4 separate regions of the Mus musculus genome follow, and all the other regions are linked to region 2. A link is a loop called in an ENCODE intact Hi-C map of the cell type or tissue named here. Cell type or tissue: left cerebral cortex. All regions are shown on one strand.

Region 1 (2,500 bases), 530 kb after region 2:
AAAAGATTTGCTTTGACCTTTGCTCCCGACAGTTCTCCTTCATGAAAGATGGAGCTAGTACTTAGAGTTTTTGTCCATTCTCAAAGTCAGCAGTTCTCTTGTGACCCGCTTTGCCCTCCTTGACATTTTATAAAGAACAGACCCACTGCTGTTGAAGCAAATATATGGAGAAGCCTTTCCCAGCAGTACCAGGGTATTAATGAAAGGCTTCAGAAACACGGATACCGTAAAGGCGTCTTTGGTCTCCTGTGCCATTGTAGACTTTGAGACATGAAACCATGGAGATATTCAGGTGCAGACTCACAGGGAGTAGTGACTGCTTTAAAAGTAATCTCACTTTCACCCACCCAAGTGGCGGTAGATGGTCCCTGAAGGACTCCATTGTATATCTCTGGCCTGGGCACTTATAGGCAAGCAGGACCAAGCAGGGTCTGACTTGGGATAAAAGCCTGAAAGAGGTCAGAGCTTGGTTTGGCCAACTCCCATTCCAAGCCTCTTATAATTTATTTTAGTCTGTCAGCAGCTGGCAAGCTTTGTGTGGCTTTCTAGTATATATGGTTGGTCTCGGAGTCCAGTTCTGTGAAGTGTTCTTAGTTTGAGTGGAAGGTTCCTTCGAGAGTTAGAGGCTACAGAAAAACAGGTAAAGGTGATTTAGAGTTGACAGAAAAAAAAGAATGGCTGTTGTCATTGCATTAGTTCCACGGTGAGCAAGTTGTTTATGTTCTTTGACATTCCCACACATCACCCAGTAGATAAATGAGCAGGTTTGTGTGTTGTTTGGTTCTTGGTTTTTTGAGATAGGATTTCTCTGTATAGCCCTGGCTGTTCTGGAACTCACTCTGTAGCCCACAGTGGCCTCAAACTCACAGAGATCCACTTGCCTTTGCATTCCAAGCACTGATACTAGAAGCATGCGTCACCACTGCTGTGCAGATTGTTTTAAAATACATACTTGCCAGATGAATTAAATGATAGTCAATGGTTAGCTTGCTATAGCTGTCACAGGTATCTGGGGGAGGAAACAGCTTGTGTTTTGAACTAGTAAGAGCAAAACTACAAACACAAGCTTTTTAGGGAAAGCTGGCCAAGAGTGCAGTTGAGTTTAAAAGCTGCTTTGGAGTTTTTATACTTCTGGGTTCAATGTTAGGTCCACCATTTATATCACACTTAGCTACAAAATGGGTCAGAGGTGCAAAGTAAAATATTTGCCGGTCTGTTGACATGGAAAATGTCGACACGGGTGTAATCCTTTCTGGGTCGGAGTAAAAGGTTTAAATCTATGATGACAGCTTCTAAACACTTCTTGCTGTTCTACCCTAGCTGTCCCTCTGGATCAATGAAAAGATGCTTACAGCTCAAGACATGTCTTATGATGAAGCCAGAAATCTGCACAGTAAATGGTTAAAGCATCAAGCATTTATGGCGGAACTTGCATCCAACAAAGAATGGCTTGACAAAATTGAGAAGGTGGGTTAAACTATTTGGTGAGACCTTTCCCTCACCCTCCTTTCCAAATTGTGGCCTTGGTAAGGAGGAAGACATAAAAACTTAGGGAAGAGGGAGGAGAGAAAATGAATTCCTTTTATTTGAGGGTAGAGCCCTATGTCATCACAGTCAGTAACAATCCCCTGCTTCCACTTAGTTTCTAACCTGATGTCTGTCCCACAGCGGGCAGAGAAGCAGAGACCCAAACAAGTGGCTTAGTTTATCTTTCAGTGGCTACCAGATGATCAGATCAGTTGCTACTGGTGGACCATGTCCCTTCCTTCCTCATTGCCACTGGCCATAAACCTGTGTTGCTTTATGGGCGGCTTTATCAGATACAATTACATAAATTTTAAAATGCAATATGCTTTAAGTCTATTAGGGGTGGTGTGACTACTATACACCAGGCACTAACTATGTTAATCCTTGCAGTGTGTATTCACATAGGGAAATTCTGTGCAGTGTGTGTTTCTCACGTTCCTGTCCCTTCACTATCATTCTCCTAAGAATTAAAATTATGTGTTATATATAGTCTTTAGAGCGTGAAGTTGTAGGTTATTAACAATAAATTGCCCAATTGAAACTGTTAGAGCATGCAACACTTAATTGCTAACAAAGACCACTGTTTATTTTACTGAGCACTAACTTCCTGGATGAATGTAGGGAGTGTGGATGCAAGTGGGGCAATCACAGATTAAATGTCTCAGAGTTTGAGTTTTGTTTTTTCACAGTGACATTTATTCTCTTGCAAACTATTTTTAACCTCATTGGTTTATGTTCTCCAGGAAGGAATGCAGCTTATTTCAGAAAAGCCAGAAACAGAAGCTGTGGTAAAGGAAAAACTCACTGGTTTACATAAAATGTGGGAAGTCCTTGAATCCACAACCCAGACCAAGGCCCAGCGGCTCTTTGATGCAAATAAGGCTGAGCTTTTCACACAAAGCTGCGCAGATCTTGACAAATGGCTACATGGCCTGGAGAGCCAGATTCAATCTGACGACTATGGCAAAGACCT
Region 2 (2,500 bases):
GAGTCAGTCTCTGTAATTCTTCAAGGCTTCACCAGGAATGGTAGAACTAACATAGCAACCTATTAAAATTGTACTAATATCACTGCTGCTAGGAAAATTGCCCTAATCCCACATAGAAGGAGCCTGAGAGCTTCTCTGGTGGTTGCCATTTTCATGAATGGTTGACCCCCTGCATGCTGGTTGTTTCTGCAGAAGAAACACCCTTTACTTTTGCATACTATTTGAGTCTGGGTTCTTCCTTCAGCAATTCTTGAACCTTAGCAGGGGCTAGGGTGAGAAGTGCTGGCAGGAGCCACAGGTGACCAGGTTTCTTTGTGACCTGACAAAAATCATCATTATTGTTGCAATGCTATAGTCATTTCACTGCTAACAGTTCTATATTAGGGTTTTATAACTGAAAGGTAAATAATTACAGATGAAATTGAGCAAAGCATTTCCTGTGTTGGAGTAAGCCCATCTTACTTATATAACAAATGCCTCTGAAACACATTGTGTTTCAACTAGACTGATGCATCAATGGATGCAGTATAAAAGCATTATGGCTTATAGATAAAGGCACTTGTCACCAAATGTGATGACCTGATTTTAGTCCGTGGAACCCACATGGTAGTAGGAGATCATCAATGCTCACATGTTGTACAGTGACACTGTTGAATGTGGATGCCTCCTAGACAGACAGACAGATAGACAGATAAGATAGAAAGACAGACAGGTAGATTAAAACCATCTTAAAACACATATTAAAGGAGTCAACCAGCATTTACTAAATGAATTTCCTTAACCTGTTTTTTCTATAACACCCATATCTAATAATAATCCAGGGCTGACTCTTCCATATTTAAGCCGCCTGTTGAGTGAAGAACCCTAACAGTACCTAAATCTGCTTGTCATTGAAAGGATTGCTATGTGTACAGGTTGTTTGGAAGTGTGATTTTGAAACTTTGAAATGAGAGGCAGTCGAGGTGCTGCATTCATTTCTATACTTGATCTTAGCCAAAAGAGCATGAAGTGATGCTGCTAACATTTCTGAAGGGATTATCCAATGCTCATAGCCTGCTTTGCCTTGGATGGTTGGTAGGTGGCAGCAAGAGAACAGAAATTATGCTTTATAACTAAGCAGCATTCCGTAAAGGTGCTTGGTTTGTTTGTATTTAGAGAGCTAGGTTTCATTTGATACAAGCTGGCCTCTACTTTGTAGTGATCTCACTGCCTAGACTCTCCCTAGTTCAGGGATTAAGGGAATGTACCACTGCACCCAGCCAGAAGGGTTCTGCTTAATGTTTATGTTTCATTAATTTATAAAAATAAAATATCTGCAAATGAAGTAGACAACAAATAATGTATCCTACGTAAGCCTGTCCTATAATATTTCAACACATTAGTTTTCAGAAGGTTGGGGGTTAGGTTTATTGTTCTTTACCTTCCTCTCTAATCCACACCCCTAGGTTCTGACTACAAAACCAAGGCTGAACTCCTGATTCTCCTGCTTTATTCTTCAGAGTGCTGTGATTACAGGCATGTGCCACCATGCCTGGCTTTTAGATTTTTTTTTTCACCAGTCTTTATCCTACATCTTTTTTTTTTTTTTAAAGATTTATTTATTTATTATATGTAAGTACACTGTAGCTGTCTTCAGACACTCCAGAAGAGGGCATCAGATTTCGTTATGGATGGTTGTGAGCCACCATGTGGTTGCTGGGATTTGAACTCGGGACCTTCAGAAGAGCAGTCGGCGCTCTTAACCACTGAGCCATCTCGCCAGCCCCCCTACATCTTTTAAGTATTGAACTTTTTAATGCTTCTTAACTGACATCAGGGTATGGCATATTTGAATTTCCATTCTGTTTAATTTTTGATCTACTTCTATTGTGAAGGTTTTGCCCCCAAGCATTAAAGTAGTCAAGGTTTAAATTACAGGGAAAAAAAAGGATGTACTTAGACAGTGTCTTAGTTAGGGTTTTATTGCTGTAAAGAGACATCATCACCAAGGCAACTCTTGTTTTTCCGTTAATTAATTTATTTATTTACTTTACATCACAATCACAATCCTGTATCCCTTCTCATAGGGCTCCTTCCTGTCTTCCGTTCTCCTCTGAGAAGGGGGAAGCCCCACCCAGCCACATGAAGTCACTGCAGAACTAGGTACATCCTCTCCCACTGAGGCCAGACAAGGCAACCCAGATAGGGGAACAGGATCCACAGCCAGGCAAGAGAGTCAGGGACGGGCCCTGTTCCAGTTGTTGTGAGACCTGCATTATTGGGGGAACCTTAGGTCCAGTCCATGTATGTTCTTTGGTTGGCGGTTCAGTTTCTGGAAGCCCCCAAGGGTGTAGGTTAGTTAACTGTGTTAGTCTTCCTATGGAGTCCCTATCTGTTCCTGGTCCCTCAATTCTTCCCTCAACTCTGACAAGCCCTCTCAAGCTGCATCTAATGTTTGGCTGAGGGTCTCTGCATCTGTTTCCATCAGCTGGGTTGAGCCTCTCAGAGGACAGTTATGCTA
Region 3 (2,500 bases), 800 kb after region 2:
AAATATTATTTACCATCACCCGGAGAACACTCTAGCTGGGCTTGGGAGGCAATGTTTTTCAGTCTTAGTGTTCAACCCATCTACCACTGCCCATGTCCAATTCCACAGGAACTGAGAGGACTGTCTGGGTGGGTTCCAGGTATCCATATATTTTAGATACTTCATGAAGATTCTAATGCGCAGAAAGGCTGGGAAGGGTGCCCTGCGCTCTTTGCCATGTGTTTAGTTTAAACCACACCCTTCCCTGCTGCTGGTTGCCTTTCTCCAGCCAAATAACTGTGAGAAAGGACATTTTAGCCCAGTGATATTTTTTCTGTGCTAATCCACCACTCTGCTTTCTGAGAGTTCACAATGCTAGCTCATTAAGATAATAAAAGAATCGGCTGAAAGGCAAGGATTAGCTGCCCATCAAGGAAAGAAGGGGGTGGCAGCATCTTCAGAGGTCCTGTATGACTTTTCATGGGTCTAGAATCTGACCTACACACAGAAAATTGTTCATACTGAGACATGAACTTTTAAAAAAGACCCTATAGTGCACAAACACTTGCTGGTTAGAATAATACTTGGTATTGATCGATTAATTTCCCAGATGTTAGGATCTAGGTCCAGTTCTGGTGTTGAAGCCAGACAGTGCTGCGAAGTGGGACTGCAGATGTTCACTTACAGCTGTGGTAACTGAAGATTTGAAAGGTTAAATAGCTTGTGGTGTTAAATAGCTAAGAGAGATAGACTATAAATCCATCTATTCACTTAACTAAGGCAAAGTAAGCATTCCCCTTTAGCAACAAGGTGTGTGTCAGTGCTGATGGGCCAACTCCCCTCAAGCTGGCCTTAGAACTATAGCAGAGAGCACTGGGATAGAAAACAAAAGCAAATTAAGAATTTGGTTTCTGCTTAGAGAATTTTTTCAGGTTTGGATGGGTAGTTTGCTCTCTACTGCCATCTGCTGTCTGTGTGTACCAATCTGGCCAGCGCTTTACCATTCTCATCATAGTACATAAGGGGGCCTAAAATCCAACTTAGACACCTCACCACACTGTCAAAAATACCCACAATATGTATCTCAAAGAAGAAGAGCATTTCTGTGGCAGCTTTCCCTGCTTTTCATTTTGCTACCAGCAGTTGTCTAACCTTACTCCAAATAGTAGTAGGGCAAAAGATAAAGAGCCAAATACAGCTTAATTACGGATGCAATGGCTGCCTTGGCCAGCTCAGTGAAGACTCTAATTACAGTCCTGTTCTCTGCACTTATGCCAAGCCTGGATGGACAGGAGAATGAAAGTACTGGCCTTGTCAGGGAAGTGTCTCTCTGCAAGGCCTCTCAGAACCTGGGAAAGGCTACAAGGCTCTGTGCAGCTCATGAGCACAGGAGCAATTTGGCTTATAACAAAGATTGTGGGCATGACTAAGAAGCTTAAATACAACTCTCCCACTGATGTGTCTTTGGGAAGTAATTTCCATTTAAAATGGTTATCTCAGAAAAGAAAGTGACTTGGTGTCATTAAGAGCCCTTAGAATAGGCTAGTCTGATATGACAAAAGATAATTTATCTGTTTGAAGAACAAGAATGTGTGGAAAACGTGAATTGTTCTCTGAGAGGAAATGTTCGCAGCTCATTAAGTTCATTATAAGTGACAAAAGTGTACTTTTCCCTTTTCTCTTTGCCCCTTCTGTCTCTCCTCTTTCCCCTCTTTTTTTCTAGTTCCTCTCCCTTTTCCCATCACATTTATCTAGACACATACTCTTGTCAATCAGCCTTCTTGCTTTTGCTAAGTGTTAAGTTTCCATGCTAAACTATTTAGTTCGCCAGAAACATTTTCCAAGGAAATCTATAAAAAAAAATCATGTTGTGTGTGTGTGTGTGTGTGTGTGTGTGTGTGTGTGTGTATGGGCATGTGTATGGTACTGAGCTGGCATGTACATGTATGGATTCTCTGGTGCTGGTATGTGTGTGTATGTGTGACTGGGATAGCATGTGCTGGTGTGTGTGTGTGTGTGTGTGTGTGTGTGTGTGTGTGTGTGTGTGTGTTCTAGATGTTGATCTTGGGTGTTCTTTTCAGTTGTACTCTGTCTTATTTTTTAATACAGGGTTTCTCACTAAACCCGGTGCTCACTGATTTTGCTGTGCTGTCTGGCAATCTCCAGGGATCCTCACAGCTCCCCAAAGCTGAGATTAAAGACATGTGCCAATGTACCCAGATTTTTATATGGGTGCTGGGAATCAAACTCAGGTCCTGACACTTGCTTATTATAAGTGGTATAGCTGCTCTACATTACCAACTGATCATTTTTCAGCCCCTCTTGAGCTGCCTTTCCCCACTAAGACACAGGTTGTGGGTTTCTTAGTACTTTTCTGATCCTTTTCACACTCCACCAAAGAGGTTTTGTTATAGAGGTGGTGGTACAGTTTCACACATTGTACCAAATAAGATGCCAATGTTAGTTGAGGAGAGTTATCTCATATACAAATAGCCTGTGCCAAAGGAAGGAAAGAAGGAAG
Region 4 (2,500 bases), 510 kb after region 2:
AGCCAGAAAAGCATTGAGGGACTCTGTGGGAGTGGTGTAAAGAATAACCCTAGGGGGAGGGTGGCCGTCCCTCTGCAGGCTGGAAGCGAACGCTTTGAGGCTGTTTAGCAGGCAGTGGGTGTCACTGAGGTTCTCAGCACCTGTGCTTACTGGGAAGCCTAGCCTAGCACCCAGTGAACGCCTGTGACTGATGTTCATGAGGGTGGGTCTGCTGAGGGTGAGTTGAGGTCAAGGGCATTCTTAGGATGCTGGAGCTTAAAGAAGAGAATGTGAATGGATGAAACAGAGGCACAGTTTTCTTATGATAGACTGTATCTCATCTATGTGGAGCTGATTGCTAGGATCTCTGGGTCTCTGCAGAAGCCAAAGCTTGTCTGCAGATGACTAAGCTGTCCTCTCTGGAACAGCCTATATATATATATATATCCTCATCTAGGTCCCGTTACAATGTGGGATTTCAGAAGAACTTTTTCTAATTTTGAGAAATATTTAAATCATAAAGGGATTATTTAGTTTATAATGCTAGAGGCTTAGAGATCCTCCCAGCTGTAAGCAAATATTAGAGATAGAAATGTATGTGTGTGAAAGTTTAAAGTTCTTATAAATCTAGAAGAGGAAGTTGATCTCCCCAAGGGCATCTTGAGGTCATGTGACTGCCAAGCTAGTTTTTGCTGTTCTCCAGTGCATATGATTACAGGAAGCCAAGATACAATTATCTTAGGCTAACCCATTAAGTGGTTTTTTGATATAAAAAAAAAGCTAAAATTCCTTGAGCTGTGATCAGTCTTCATGTTTAATTAACTCCTTCCTCACCATCAGTGGTGTTCCTTAGGTCTAGCCCTTTGCTAGACAAAAATTCTTTCTCCTTTTCCTAATACACAGACTTTTTATTAATACCATTCATTAATTTTTCTGATCTTTAGTGAGCATAAAAGGGAGACTGATATTTCTCAGATCACAAGACTGGAGCTAAAAATAGCATTTAATGTCTTGTTTCCTATGGTTTTAACCTTAATCACTAGTTGTCCAGTATTCCAAAGGATACCAGTTGAAATGTATTCATTGATTAACTTGGAAATTTTTGCCTTCTATTACTCCAGAAATATCAATATTTTGTGCTTGCTAAATTAGATGCAGCACTCTCTGTCTGTCTGTCTGTCTCTCTCTCTTCAAACCCCCTCTTGTGGACATTGATGAGGATGAGGACGGAGGACTGTGCACTAGCAAAAGCAACTGCAGTTGGACTCTTGGTCCCATTGCTACCTTGACAACAAGTGGGGCTGGGAGTATTCTATCCTGTGCCCTAGAGTTTTCATGTTTAAAATTAAAGAAACTGTTTTCCTCCACACTGTACTATTTACAGAATAGAAATAAGGTTGTGTATGAAATGTATTGAAAAACGAACCTGACAGATAGGAAACTTGTGTGTGTGTTAATTTTAATCTGTTCCTGGCTGAGTGTTTCTCTGAACATTTCCACTCCCAAGACGTGTCATTTTCATTTACTTGATTCACTGAATACACACTGTCCCTCTACCTTCAGGAATTTGGAAGGTGGAGTGGTATAGGAATCCTACAATAGAGTCTTGACCCTTTAGGATTAAGGCTTAAAAGCAAAAACATATGAGTAAATTATATCTTGCAGAAAGTAGACTATGTATCCATTTATACAGAGTCCCAAGGCAGGAAGAAGAAAGTAATTTAACTACAGGAATAAGAAGTGCATGTATTGGGGTTGTAGCTCTTGAGCTGCTCCTTTTGAGCCAGTAGTAAATGTGAGTGGGAGAAGGCCCTTTCAGGCAAAGGCTGGTTGTAAGGAATATGGAAGTATTGGACATACAGGGCATATATGAGTGAAGAAGCATATCCTCCTATGGAATTAGAAACATCTGGAATAACGCATGGCACTTAGAAAAAGCCTGATAAAAGAACTGAAGGAACTGTGCTCACGCTAAAGGGCATTTTGTGTTCATGCTTCTGAGGGCCAGCCTGGGTTGAGTGGGGCAACAGAGAATCCCATTGAGGAAGCCATTGTTTTAAGTTTGTTTATGTGAACAGGAGAGTGTGACATTAAAATCTGTCACTACCTGGATTCAGGTAAAAGGAGACAAAAGTTGTCCCAAGATGTGTGTGCCATGGGCTGAGCTGTGGTGTCTGACCACAGCCCAGTTTGGTTTTAGGGGTTGAGAATAAGGTGAGGAAACAAGCTGGCCTTCTGCAGAGGCATTTGTGGATATCCATGTGCTAAATGAATCTGGTGTGCTGTCTTCCCTGTTGGGGAATTAACTGTGTGATGGCAGAATTTTCAAACACTAAGGAGTTGCTGGATGGTTAAGGGATGCTGGATGTCGTAGCTGCTTTTGCTGCCCTGGCGGCGGCATGACGTGTAGCACTCTGACTGAACCCCTCTGGTTACAGATATCAGTGTGGACCACCCTGATGAGAAGTCTATCATCACATACGTGGTGACTTACTACCACTACTTCTCCAAGATGAAGGCC

What was found. A loop is a pair of places that touch in the nucleus more often than their neighbours do. Peaks named below come from ENCODE experiments on the same cell type or tissue, not always from the same donor. Only the 100,000 strongest peaks of a DNase experiment are listed, where the experiment ranks them.
Region 1: it touches region 2 in a loop (5-fold over the local background); 3 of 42 quality-filtered maps call a loop at or near these places.
Region 3: a loop joins it to region 2, with 4 times the contacts of the local background. A loop is called at or near these places in 7 of 42 quality-filtered maps.
Region 4: a loop joins it to region 2, with 5 times the contacts of the local background. A loop is called at or near these places in 12 of 42 quality-filtered maps.

The regions. Positions count from the first base shown.
Region 1 is chr11:30,123,833-30,126,332 of GRCm38, reverse strand. Sptbn1 (spectrin beta, non-erythrocytic 1) reads left to right here. Exons shown (of 35, transcript NM_175836.2): 18 at 1,321-1,467; 19 at 2,271-2,500. Among named protein-coding and RNA genes, the nearest start is that of Sptbn1, 95 kb to the left of the region's middle. In left cerebral cortex, no CTCF peak of the experiment used is centred here; a DNase peak (open chromatin) is centred at 962.
Region 2 is chr11:30,655,876-30,658,375 of GRCm38, reverse strand. No RefSeq gene overlaps it. Among named protein-coding and RNA genes, the nearest start is that of Acyp2, 7.7 kb to the right of the region's middle. In left cerebral cortex, a CTCF peak has its summit at 1,072; a DNase peak (open chromatin) is centred at 1,073.
Region 3 is chr11:29,860,658-29,863,157 of GRCm38, reverse strand. The region is part of intron 7 of Eml6 (echinoderm microtubule associated protein like 6); the gene reads left to right. Among named protein-coding and RNA genes, the nearest start is that of Gm22588, 12 kb to the right of the region's middle. In left cerebral cortex, a CTCF peak has its summit at 956 (motif pointing left); DNase peaks (open chromatin) are centred at 998 and 1,215; H3K27ac peaks cover 219 bases.
Region 4 is chr11:30,146,769-30,149,268 of GRCm38, reverse strand. It overlaps Sptbn1 (spectrin beta, non-erythrocytic 1), which reads left to right. Exons shown (of 35, transcript NM_175836.2): 7 at 2,418-2,500. Among named protein-coding and RNA genes, the nearest start is that of Sptbn1, 72 kb to the left of the region's middle. In left cerebral cortex, a CTCF peak has its summit at 1,180; a DNase peak (open chromatin) is centred at 102; H3K27ac peaks cover 281 bases.